3 separate regions of the Homo sapiens genome follow, and all the other regions are linked to region 2. Evidence: chromatin contacts called from ENCODE Hi-C or POLR2A ChIA-PET data. All regions are on one chromosome and are shown on one strand. Each heading gives the region's core, a stretch centred on a gene start or an enhancer-like site at or near the end of the contact. The rest is flanking DNA. Distances are from core to core; before and after follow the strand shown. Region 1 has its middle 29 kb from the start of LINC02951. Region 2 overlaps RAB30 (RAB30, member RAS oncogene family). Region 3 overlaps PCF11 (PCF11 cleavage and polyadenylation factor subunit).

Evidence for each region. Hi-C counts contacts between places; a loop is a spot of excess contacts on that map. ChIA-PET counts read pairs that join two places held with the same protein, here RNA polymerase II (POLR2A). Pooled maps may share reads with other maps.
Region 1: a pooled map shows a loop between it and region 2 (2.7-fold over the local background). The contact joins two enhancer-like sites. A Hi-C loop is called at or near these places in 2 of 37 single-sample maps with no recorded cell type and 6 of 50 pooled maps. POLR2A ChIA-PET finds 5 or more read pairs at or near these places in 4 of 52 experiments (CD4-positive, alpha-beta T cell, GM12878, activated B cell and 1 more).
Region 3: a map with no recorded cell type shows a loop between it and region 2 (1.9-fold over the local background). The contact joins two enhancer-like sites. A Hi-C loop is called at or near these places in 2 of 168 maps with a recorded cell type or tissue (heart left ventricle and heart right ventricle), 1 of 37 single-sample maps with no recorded cell type and 2 of 50 pooled maps. POLR2A ChIA-PET finds 5 or more read pairs at or near these places in 7 of 52 experiments (B cell, HepG2, OCI-LY7 and 4 more).

What each region holds. Positions count from the first base shown.
Region 1 is chr11:83,124,693-83,128,188 of GRCh38, forward strand. No RefSeq gene overlaps it. Among named protein-coding and RNA genes, the nearest start is that of LINC02951, 29 kb to the left of the region's middle. Within about 2 kb of position 2,124, at least 3 of the 41 ENCODE cell types and tissues checked have a DNase peak (open chromatin) inside an H3K27ac peak, as active enhancers do.
Region 2 is chr11:82,995,740-82,998,868 of GRCh38, forward strand. It overlaps RAB30 (RAB30, member RAS oncogene family), which reads right to left. Exons shown (of 5, transcript NM_001286060.2): 2 at 1,485-1,585. The coding sequence starts at 1,577. Among named protein-coding and RNA genes, the nearest start is that of SNORA70E, 44 kb to the right of the region's middle. RefSeq lists an enhancer at 201-380. Within about 2 kb of position 1,677, at least 14 of the 41 ENCODE cell types and tissues checked have a DNase peak (open chromatin) inside an H3K27ac peak, as active enhancers do; they include B cell, where a contact is called at or near this core.
Region 3 is chr11:83,172,790-83,175,930 of GRCh38, forward strand. The region is part of intron 9 of PCF11 (PCF11 cleavage and polyadenylation factor subunit); the gene reads left to right. Among named protein-coding and RNA genes, the nearest start is that of PCF11-AS1, 13 kb to the right of the region's middle. Within about 2 kb of position 1,360, at least 2 of the 41 ENCODE cell types and tissues checked have a DNase peak (open chromatin) inside an H3K27ac peak, as active enhancers do; they include B cell, where a contact is called at or near this core.

The DNA.
Region 1 (3,496 bases), core at 874-3,373, 130 kb after region 2:
CCAGCAATGACAATGGGCTCCCTTTTCTCCTTACTGTTACTCTTTATTTTATTAATATTTTGATTGAAACTCATCTGTCTTTGGAATGCTTCCTATGCTTGACGGCACCTGAGTCTATTAACGTCAGTGTTTCCTGGTAATCTGTGACCTATTTGTCTGCTGACCTTCTCTTTCCTCCAGGCAGAAGCTAATTCTGTGTTTCTTATGAGGCTTCTTGCATGTTCATGTTCATCAGTGTTGTAAATTAAATTAATAGTATTTCAGGTCAGCAAAATAGCTTCCCTTCCCTTCCTCTTCTTTTCCCCTTTTGTCCCTTCTACTCCTTTGCCCTCCTCCCTGAAAATATAATTATTAATTATTCCTTTTCTCTGACATAAATCTATATTTGCTTTTGGAAAGTAGAATGAATACTTTTTTACTTATAACCCATATTGAATATATGTCTTTTTAATATTTGGGAAACACGCACTAAACACTTTAGGACAGTTGCTAAGAGATTATAACAACAGCGGAAGGTGATTATGCAACAAGCACTGGATTCTCCCCTCCATATCTTTATAACTATTAAGGTCTATAATTATGGGGCTTGGCATTAGAACAGATGTGAATTCTGTCTCCAATGCTATACAACCTTAGGCAATTCAACTATCCTCTCTGGGATTTAGCTTCTTTGTCTATAAAAAGTTGATAACATCTATAACAAAAGATGGGAGTTAAATGTGTATAAAGTATATAAGAAACAATCTAACACAGAGTAGATGTAGGGATACTATCTAACATAAAGAGAAATGTGAATTTCCCCTTCCCTTTAGGAGGTTCATTCATTTCTTAGGGGATTTATAATCCAGTGGGAAAAATCAAGATCTACATAAACACTAAACATAATCAAAACTAATTTATTAAGCATGTAGGACATAAAATGTGTCATATACTCCACTAAAGGAATTTTGCAAAGACGGTCTTATTTAATCTTTATAACTGGTACTGTTATAACTTTATTTATATCTTTTTTTTTTTTTTTTTGAGGCAGGATTTTGCTCTGTCACCCAGGCTAGAGTACAATGGAATGATCGTGGCTAATTTTAGCTTCTACCTCCCAGGCTCAAGCAACCCTCCCACCTCAGCCTCCTGAGTATTGGGACCACAGGCCTGCACCATCACGCCTGGCTAATTTTTTGATTTTTTGTAGAGATGGAGTCTCGCTATGTTACCCAGGCTGATCTCAAACTCCTGGGCTGAAGCGATCCTCCCACCTTGGCCTCCCAAAGTGCTGGGATTATAGGCATGAACCACCATGCCCGGCCATAACCCCAGTTTTAGGATGAGGAAACTGACATCCCTATAGGTCCTGTAGTTAGTAAGAGGTACAGCCCATACAATTAGGTACCAGTGTCCATGCTCATAACCAACCACATCATATTGTTCTCACTCATGTCTTACACAGAGTAGGAACTCAATAAATATTTTCTAATATCTCCTCTAATTTCTTTTTCCAAAGCAAAGAATAACCGCCACACATCCCAGAAAAGCACATCTTACCTAGTCTTTGATAAAAACAGTTGGCTGCTTTGCACAGTCTAAAACTCAGATACAGTTTGGTGCAAAGAAAACAGGGAAAAAGACCGGGTGCGGTGGCTCACGCCTGTAATCTCAGCACTTTGAGAGGTGGAGGCGGGCAGATCACAAGGTCAGGAGATCGAGAGCATCCTGGCTAACACAGTGAAACCCTGTCTCTACTAAAAATACAAAAAATTAGCCGGGTGTGGTGGCAGATGCTTGTAGACCCAGCTACTTGGGAGGCTGAGGGAGGAGAATGGCGTGAACCCGGGAGGCAGAGCTTGCAGTGAGCCGAGATTTTGCCACTGCACTCCAGCCTGGGCAACATAGCAAGACTCTGACTCAAAAACAAAGAAATTTGGAAGGGCCAGGAGCGGTGGCTCATGCCTGTAATTCCAGCACTTTGGGAGAGCGAGGCAGGTGGATGATTTGAGGTCAGGAGTTCAAGACCAGCCTGAGGAACATGGTGAAACCCCGTCTCTACTAAAAATACGAAAATTAGCTGGGCAAGGTGGCACATTCCTGTAATCCCTGCTACTTGGGAGGCTGAAGCAGGAGAATCGCTTGAACCCGGGAGGCGGAGGTTGCGGTGAGCTGAGATTGCGCCATTGCAGTCCAGCCTGGGCAACAAGAGTGAAACTACGTCTCAAAAAAAAAAAAAAAAAAATTTGGAAGCACTCTGCGTTCTCAACCAACAATCAGGGGTGTAACTCTGGCAATAACAGTTTCTCTTAGAACATTTAGACTAAGTCTTCAGGACAACAAGTTAGTAGCTCCGATTTGAGGATATGATAATGGGCAGAAAACATTTTGTTCCAGCCAGTCTGTGGCTCTATCCATCAAAATTAATGATACCAAAATACTTTGAAGGTTCAGACTGCTATAAAAAGATGAATTGTAAAAGCCCTGGACCTCAACTGTATTTAACCCTGTTTCAGTATGACTAACATTTCACCCTGCTGGTTAGGTTTTACTGTGAGTGTCCCATTAGCACATTCGAGAATGTGGCTAGGAATAAATTGTTGACACCACTGATGTTGGCGCTCCTTATTCAAACCATTGTGGACACTAACTTTTCTTAAAGTAAAGACAAGGTTTCACCATGTTACTCAGGCTGATCTCAAACTCAGGGCCTCAAGCGATTCTCCTGTCTTGACCTCCCAAAATGCTGAGATCATAGGTGTGACTACCATACCCGGCCATGAATTTATTTATTTATTTATTGAGACAGAGTCTCACTCTGTCACCCAGGCTGGAATGCAGTGGCCCAATCTCAGTTCACTACAAGCTCCGCCTTCCTGGTTCAAGTGATTCTAGTGCCTCAGACACCCAAGTAGCTGGGATTCCAGGGATGCGCCACCCAATCCGGCTAATTTTTGTATTTTCAGTAGAGACAGGGTTTCACCATGTTGGTCAGGCTAGTCTTGAACTCCTGGCCTCAAGTGATCTGCTCGCCTCAGCCTCCCAAAATGCTGGGATTACAGGGGTGAGCCACCATGCCCAGCTGAATTTATATTTTTAAAGAGAACCTATGTGCTATCCAAAAATAAACCTGGAATGATTCCATCTTAAGACATATTTTAAATGAGTAAATTATCCAGTTATAAGATGAAGATCAAGTTTATAGCAAGATAACAAATGGATTCTGAATGCTTATTAATGTAGATATCATCTATTTAGACTTAGAGATAATTTTGACAGGGTTCTGGGTAAGTATACTTTGGCTTAGCAAACCCTTTCTTCTAAACATTAAGTCATAACATGGGGTTCCTGGATATTTAAGGGATCTGTAGAAGTGGTAAAGGAGGTTTCAGAACAAACTTCAACCTCAAATGGGGCTGTCCAGGCTAAGTCATGTGTTAACTTAGGGGCTGTGGTGATCAACTCAGAGTGACAGATTAGCTCTGATGGGCACTCACAAATGTTCTTGACTATTTAA
Region 2 (3,129 bases), core at 427-2,926:
ATGTATAGGAGACAAATTATCAGGCTAAGAACCTGGAACCCGGGTTCTAATCCTAGCCTTGCCACTCTATCTAATCTCACAATATAAGATCCTAAGCAGGCATTTAGCCCCTCTAGATCTGACCTTTCATCTATAAAGTGAGAGAGGTGGGTTGAATAATCTCTAAGTGACCTTTCAATACTAAGACAAGGTCAAGGAAACTTTTGATAAAGGGACTGAAAACTTTACTACATCTCTGCAGTCTTATCCTTTTGTCAAAAGCAGAAAATATGACTAATGTTAGGTAGAAGTAAAACCAGCTGGAGTTTCCAATATATCTCCATGGCAGTTGACTGAGCCCAGATGCCTATTAGCTTGTTACTTTTGATTTCACCAGGCCACGGCTTAGTAAAAAGCATGGGTTCTATTCACTTATCATGGGAAAAACCCTGACATTTCCAAAGTGACTCTGGGCCCTCTAGCTATTTGTTATTCAATCTGTCTCTTTCGTTTTCCGCAAAACCACAGACTGTCAGAGCTGGAAGGGGCCTTGGAGCTCACCCAGCCCCTGATGTGCAACAGGCAGTCCCAGGAAAGGGAGGTAACTTACCCAGGCTCACAGAGCAAGCCAGGGGCAGAACCAGGACTAAGACCCATGTCTCAACTCCCAAGCCAGTGCTCTTTCCACAGCACCAGGTTATCCTATGCCTTAGATAGAGGAGCAAGTTCCAACTTGCTGAACAAGTACTTTATGAAAATTCAAGATATGTATGTAATGGTCCTACAAAGGGTATCATTCATATTTTTCAGGGGAAAACACACAAAAAAGGTCAACTTTGGAATGATTTCTATATAAAAGCAGTATATAATCTCCAGCAGTGATTCTCAAAAGGGCAGTCCCAAAGGGAACCTGTACTTAGATCATATGATAAGAATTGAATTCAACCCAGAGAGGCCATTCAATTCAGTTCAGATAATTCTTCACTATTTTCATTTCATTCCTACTGAAGAGGTTTAGAAAATTGGCCTATTTGGTCCTAAATGAAAATGATTCACTCAAGTTTCCTGGGAGGATGTAAGGGGGCATAGGCAGAGTTTGATTGGTTTAATTTGTATTAGAGTTTTAAAAAATTTAGGTTCAGTTTGACGTCCAGATTCATTTGTTTCCACCTGGGGATTATTAATTAGTAACTTCCTTTTATCCAATAATTTAGTTTTGATACTGCACACTGACAGCAAAACCACTTGCCTTTGTCATTAAAGGAAGCAAGAAGAGGCATGGGAGGGTTGGTGGAGACTCCCAGGGCCATGCTCCCGTGAGGTGGTTTAAAAACCCCTTGTCTTGGCTACAAAGCAGATGCAGCTTTCAAAGGGTGCATCAGGAACTCACAGCTAAGACCCTGGCATTGAAACTGGTCATCCATCTCGACAGATTCCCCCAACCCCTCAGGCTAGACTGACAAACCCAACCCTGGGCTTACGAGTTCCCTTACGAGTTCCCTTACCTGAGTGAATCTTCGGACGAGGCACGTCTTCCCCACACCAGCGTTGCCAATTAAAACAATTTTGAACAGGAAATCATAATCTTCCATACTCATTTACACAGCTGCAAGGCAAACACAGGCAAAAGTGAGAAAGGCCCAGTCAGACTTGCCCACAGAGCTCAAGCTGCACCAGCCTTCTCTCCGGGGGAACAGGTCTGACTCATTTAAAGAGCAATTTAAAGCTCCCCTCCGGTGACCCTGCCAGCTAGACAGAAACACAGGTGTTTGGTCACAGACGGACTTTATTCCTTCTCAGCTACCTCATGCCACAGAGAATAAATGACGCAGATGTCGTTTCACCTGGTAACCTTTATTCCTCCAAGCTATCATGTCGCAGTTTCCTCCTGTGATAAATCTGTTTTCTTTCAGCATGAAAAGGAGATGACAAACCTCTGTGCAGGCAAGCTGGGGTGCAAAAAAGCAAGGACAATAGCGAGCCCATCCAGAGCTTAAAGGACGTTTATGGAATGTGTATGACTCTGGAAAGAAGTACTAGTGATGCGCAGACTGAATGAAGAGGAAGGAACTATAAAGGGCCCTTTTAGTCTCCTGCTTCTGGAAGTCTTAGGGTCTTACAAATGGTAGTCATAGCCATCTTTCCCCTCTATCTCCTATACATCTCCTGCCAGCCATGCTGATGCTACAGGGCCTCCCAAAGTGCCTGTCTGTTCACTCCTCTGGGCTTTGGTATGTGCCATTTCTTCTGCCTGGGATGCCCTCCCTTCCACCCCTTCTGCACCTTGAAGTCCTTGAAGGTCCAATGCCAGCAATTCTTTCTCTTTGAATCTTTCACTGATCTTCCCCAAATAAAGTTAAACACTTTCAACACTTCTCTGTCCTAAAACTTCACTTGCTGTATACAATTGTTTGTTCAAATATCTGCCTCATCCTTAAGGGATGGGATTATGCCTGTCAGCTCTATTTCCTAGCCCCTGGGACAGAGTTACTCTTTTAAATGTCTATCCTATAGAAATAAAAAATTAATTAATGGGCATGTTGCTTATGTGTAGGCCTTAGTTTCTCCAACTGCGCTAGAAAGACTGTGACTAAAAGGGCATACTAAAAGAATGCTCTGTCTACTTCAGTGGACTGCTGTGAAGATTTTTTAAAACTTACAAAAGAACCTTATACAAAAATTACCCAGGTGTGGTGGCGTGCCCCTGTAATCCCAGCTACTCAGGAGGCTGAGGCACAAGAATCGCTTGAACCTGGGAGGCAGAGGTTGCAGTGAGCCGAGATCACACCACCGCACTCCAGCCTGGGTGACAGAGTGAGACTCTGTCTAAAAAAAAAAAAAAAAAACCAACCTTGATACACATAAAGCCCTATCCTGGTAAAAGCAATTGTAATCTACTGGGTGCTTACTATAGGATTCTGTTATCACCACAGGAAATACAGAGAAGAGACAATGTCTGCCCTCAAGACCAACATGAGAAAAGTTAAATAATGAAAAAAAAAAAAAGCTAAATAACAATTTGCGCCAACAGTGCAAGAGTGGAGCTCTTTTCTTAAGGTGTAGGCAGAACAGACCCAATAGACTCTGGAGAGAGAGGAAATGGGCAGTTAGGGAGCTCATGAGGGGAAGGGTGCTGGGAGATAGGAAAGC
Region 3 (3,141 bases), core at 110-2,609, 180 kb after region 2:
ATTGAAACAGCTGTTTCAGAAACATGCTTTACTGTAGTATTGAGTTAATCAGTTTACAATAAATTTATGGAGTTTTCCAAAACTTCTGAAGTAATTAGGAAATCCTAGCCAAGCTCTTTTTTATACATTAGTCCTTAAATTGTGTCAAGAAATTCAATGAATTTGGAAGCTTTTAAGTTTTAATTTCTACATGGACAATTATGACTAATTAATATTTGTTATTATTATTATTTTGTTACTATAATGAAAAGAGAAGGAAAGAATTTGGGATCTAAAGCCCAGAAGACCAGGGTTGGAATCTCTACTATGTTACTTTATAAATGCGCAGGCTTTAAGCAAGTATCTCCCCTGAGGTTCAGTTTTTTCCCTCTGTAAACAGCATATGGGCCGGGCATGGTGGCTCACGCCTATAATCCCAGCACTCTGGGAGGACGAGGCAGGTGGATCACAAGGTCAAGAGATGGAGACCATCCTGGCCAACATGGTGAAACCTCGTCTCTACTAAAAATACAAAAATTAGCTGGGTGTGGTGGTGCATGCCTGTAGTCCCAGCTACTCAGGAGACTGAGGCAGGAGAATCGCTTGAACCCAGGAGGTGGAGGTTGCAGTGAGCCAAGATCAGGCCACTGCACTTAGGCCTGGTGACAGAGTGAGACTCCGTCTCAGAAAAAAAACCAAAAACCAAAAAAAAAACATGATATGGTAGTATCAGTATTTGTCTGTTTTGTTGTTGTTTTTTTTTTTTTAGAGAATCAAATGATATAGTATATGCAAAAGTACTTTGTAACTTGTAACTTGTCAAGTGCTATATTAATGTATTTTCCTTTAGAACTCAGTTTTTATTGTTGAGCAGAGGATTTGTTATATTGGGGTTAGTGGCATGAGATGCTCTACAGAAACTACAAATTTTCTTGTTTCTTTCTTTCTTTCTTTTTTTTTTTTTTTTTTTTTTTTTTTTGAGACGAGTCTTGCTCTTGTCACCCAGGCTGGAGTGCAGTGGCATGATCTCAGCTCACTGCAACCTCTGCCTCCTGAATTCAAGCAGTTCTCCCGGGCTCAGCCTCCCCAGTAGCTGGGACTACAGGCACATGCCACTACACCTGGCTAATTTTTGTATTTTTAATAGAGGCAGAGTTTCACCATATTGGTCAGGGTGGCTTGAATCCTGACCTCAGGTGATCCACCTGCCTTGACCTCCCAAAGTGCTGGGACTACAGGTATGAGCCACTGTGCCCAGCCTTGTTTTGCTTTTACAACCTTGGGTTATATGTGTATGTGTACAGGACATAGCAGTGTCACAGAGGAAATCATAATTATTCCCCTTGTTAGGGGGTATTGAATGGGACATTAGGTGTGTCTTCATTCTTCAAGTTCTTCTTACTCTTAAAAGATGTGTCAACAGTTTTCAGTGTGCTATATTTAGCTTCTCTCAAGGTTCCTTCTCTAATTTGAAAGTGTAAACATCCCTTTTCTAGTAGGAAATATACCCATGTTCATTTTTCAGACATATATTAGTCATCTGCTGTATGCTAGGCAGTATGCTAGGATGAATTTAATAAGGTTCATCCTTCAAAGACCTTTATTTTTATTTTTAAAGTTTTTTTTTTTTTTTTAAAGAGGGTGCTCACTATGTAGCCCAGGCTGGTCTCAAACACCTGAACTCAAGCAATCCTCCCACCTCGGCCTCCCAAAGTGTTGGGTTTATAGGCATGAGCCACCACACTCGGCCTCAAAGAGCTTTATAATATAGAAAGGCTATTGATTTTTTTTTTTTGGTTTAACAAAAAACACATAATAATGCCAAACACCTCAGTTCCTTAGAAATATTAATTCATTTAACCTCATATCAATCTTAGGTAGGAACTATTATTACCCTTTTTACAGGCACGGGAAACTGAGGCATAGATAAGGAACTTGATTATGTCACACAACTAGAAAGTGGAATTTCTGGTTAAAATCCCTGGAGTCTGGTTCCACAGTTTATGCTGTTGGTTACTAGACTTGGCTGCCCTCAGACATCTGAATAGCTAATTGTGCATCTTAGGCATATAAATAGCTAATTTAAAGGAAAGTAAAGGTTAAACTAGTGAGTTAAATGTTACTGTAATTGATTATTGAAGTTGATCTCTTCATTCATGTATTCAGACATTTAGTTTGAACAGACATTAATTAGCCTACGATATATAAGGCAGTATGATAAATGTATACAGTGGTTAAGGGTAGGGATTATCTGTATGTGGATGCAAATTGAATTTCTGCCATTAAGAGGAATTTTTAGTGGTTCAGAACTTTTCTGTATAGGTGTAGTGAGATGCATCATAGTGACATACAAATACATTAAAATATTGTTTTCTTTTTTTTGAGATAGGGTCTTCTTGCTCTTTTGTCCAGGCTGGAGTACAGTGGGGTGATCTTGGCTCACTGCAACCTCCTCCCAGTTTCAAACGATTCTCATGCCTCAGCCTTCTGAGTAGCTGGATTACAGGCATGGGCTACCACAACCGGCTAATTTTTGTATTTTTTAGTAGAGACGGGGTTTCACCATATTGGCCAGGCTGGTCTCAAACTCCTGACCTCAGGTGATCCACCTGCATCACCCTCCCAAAGTGCTGGGATTACAGGTGTGAGCCGCTGCACCTGGCCTAAAATATTGTTTTCATAGTTAAAGAATCACAATTATGGCCGGGCACTGTAGCTCACACCTGTAATCCCAGCACTTTTGGGAGGCTAAGGCAGGCAGATCATGGAGTCAGGAGATCAGGACCATCCTGGCTAACACGGTGAAACCCCGTCTCTACTAAAAATACAAAAAGAAATTAGCTGGGTGTGGTGGCACGCACCTGTAGTCCAGCTGCTCTGGAGGCTGAGGCAGGAGAACGGTGTGAACCCAGGAGGTGGAGCTTGCAGTGAGCTGAGATCGTGCCCCTGCACTCCAGCCTGGGCAACAGAGTGAGACTCTGTCTCAAAACAAAAACAAAAACAAAAAAAGAATCACAATTATTAGAATAGTGCTTGGAAAAATATGAGACTGGAATGATTCCTCACCAATGAGGATTCCTTATCAAGCAGAACAAGATTGTTAGGCTTATCTTATTTATTCAAGTTATTGAAGCTTTAGTAACCATGACACCTTTTCAGCAA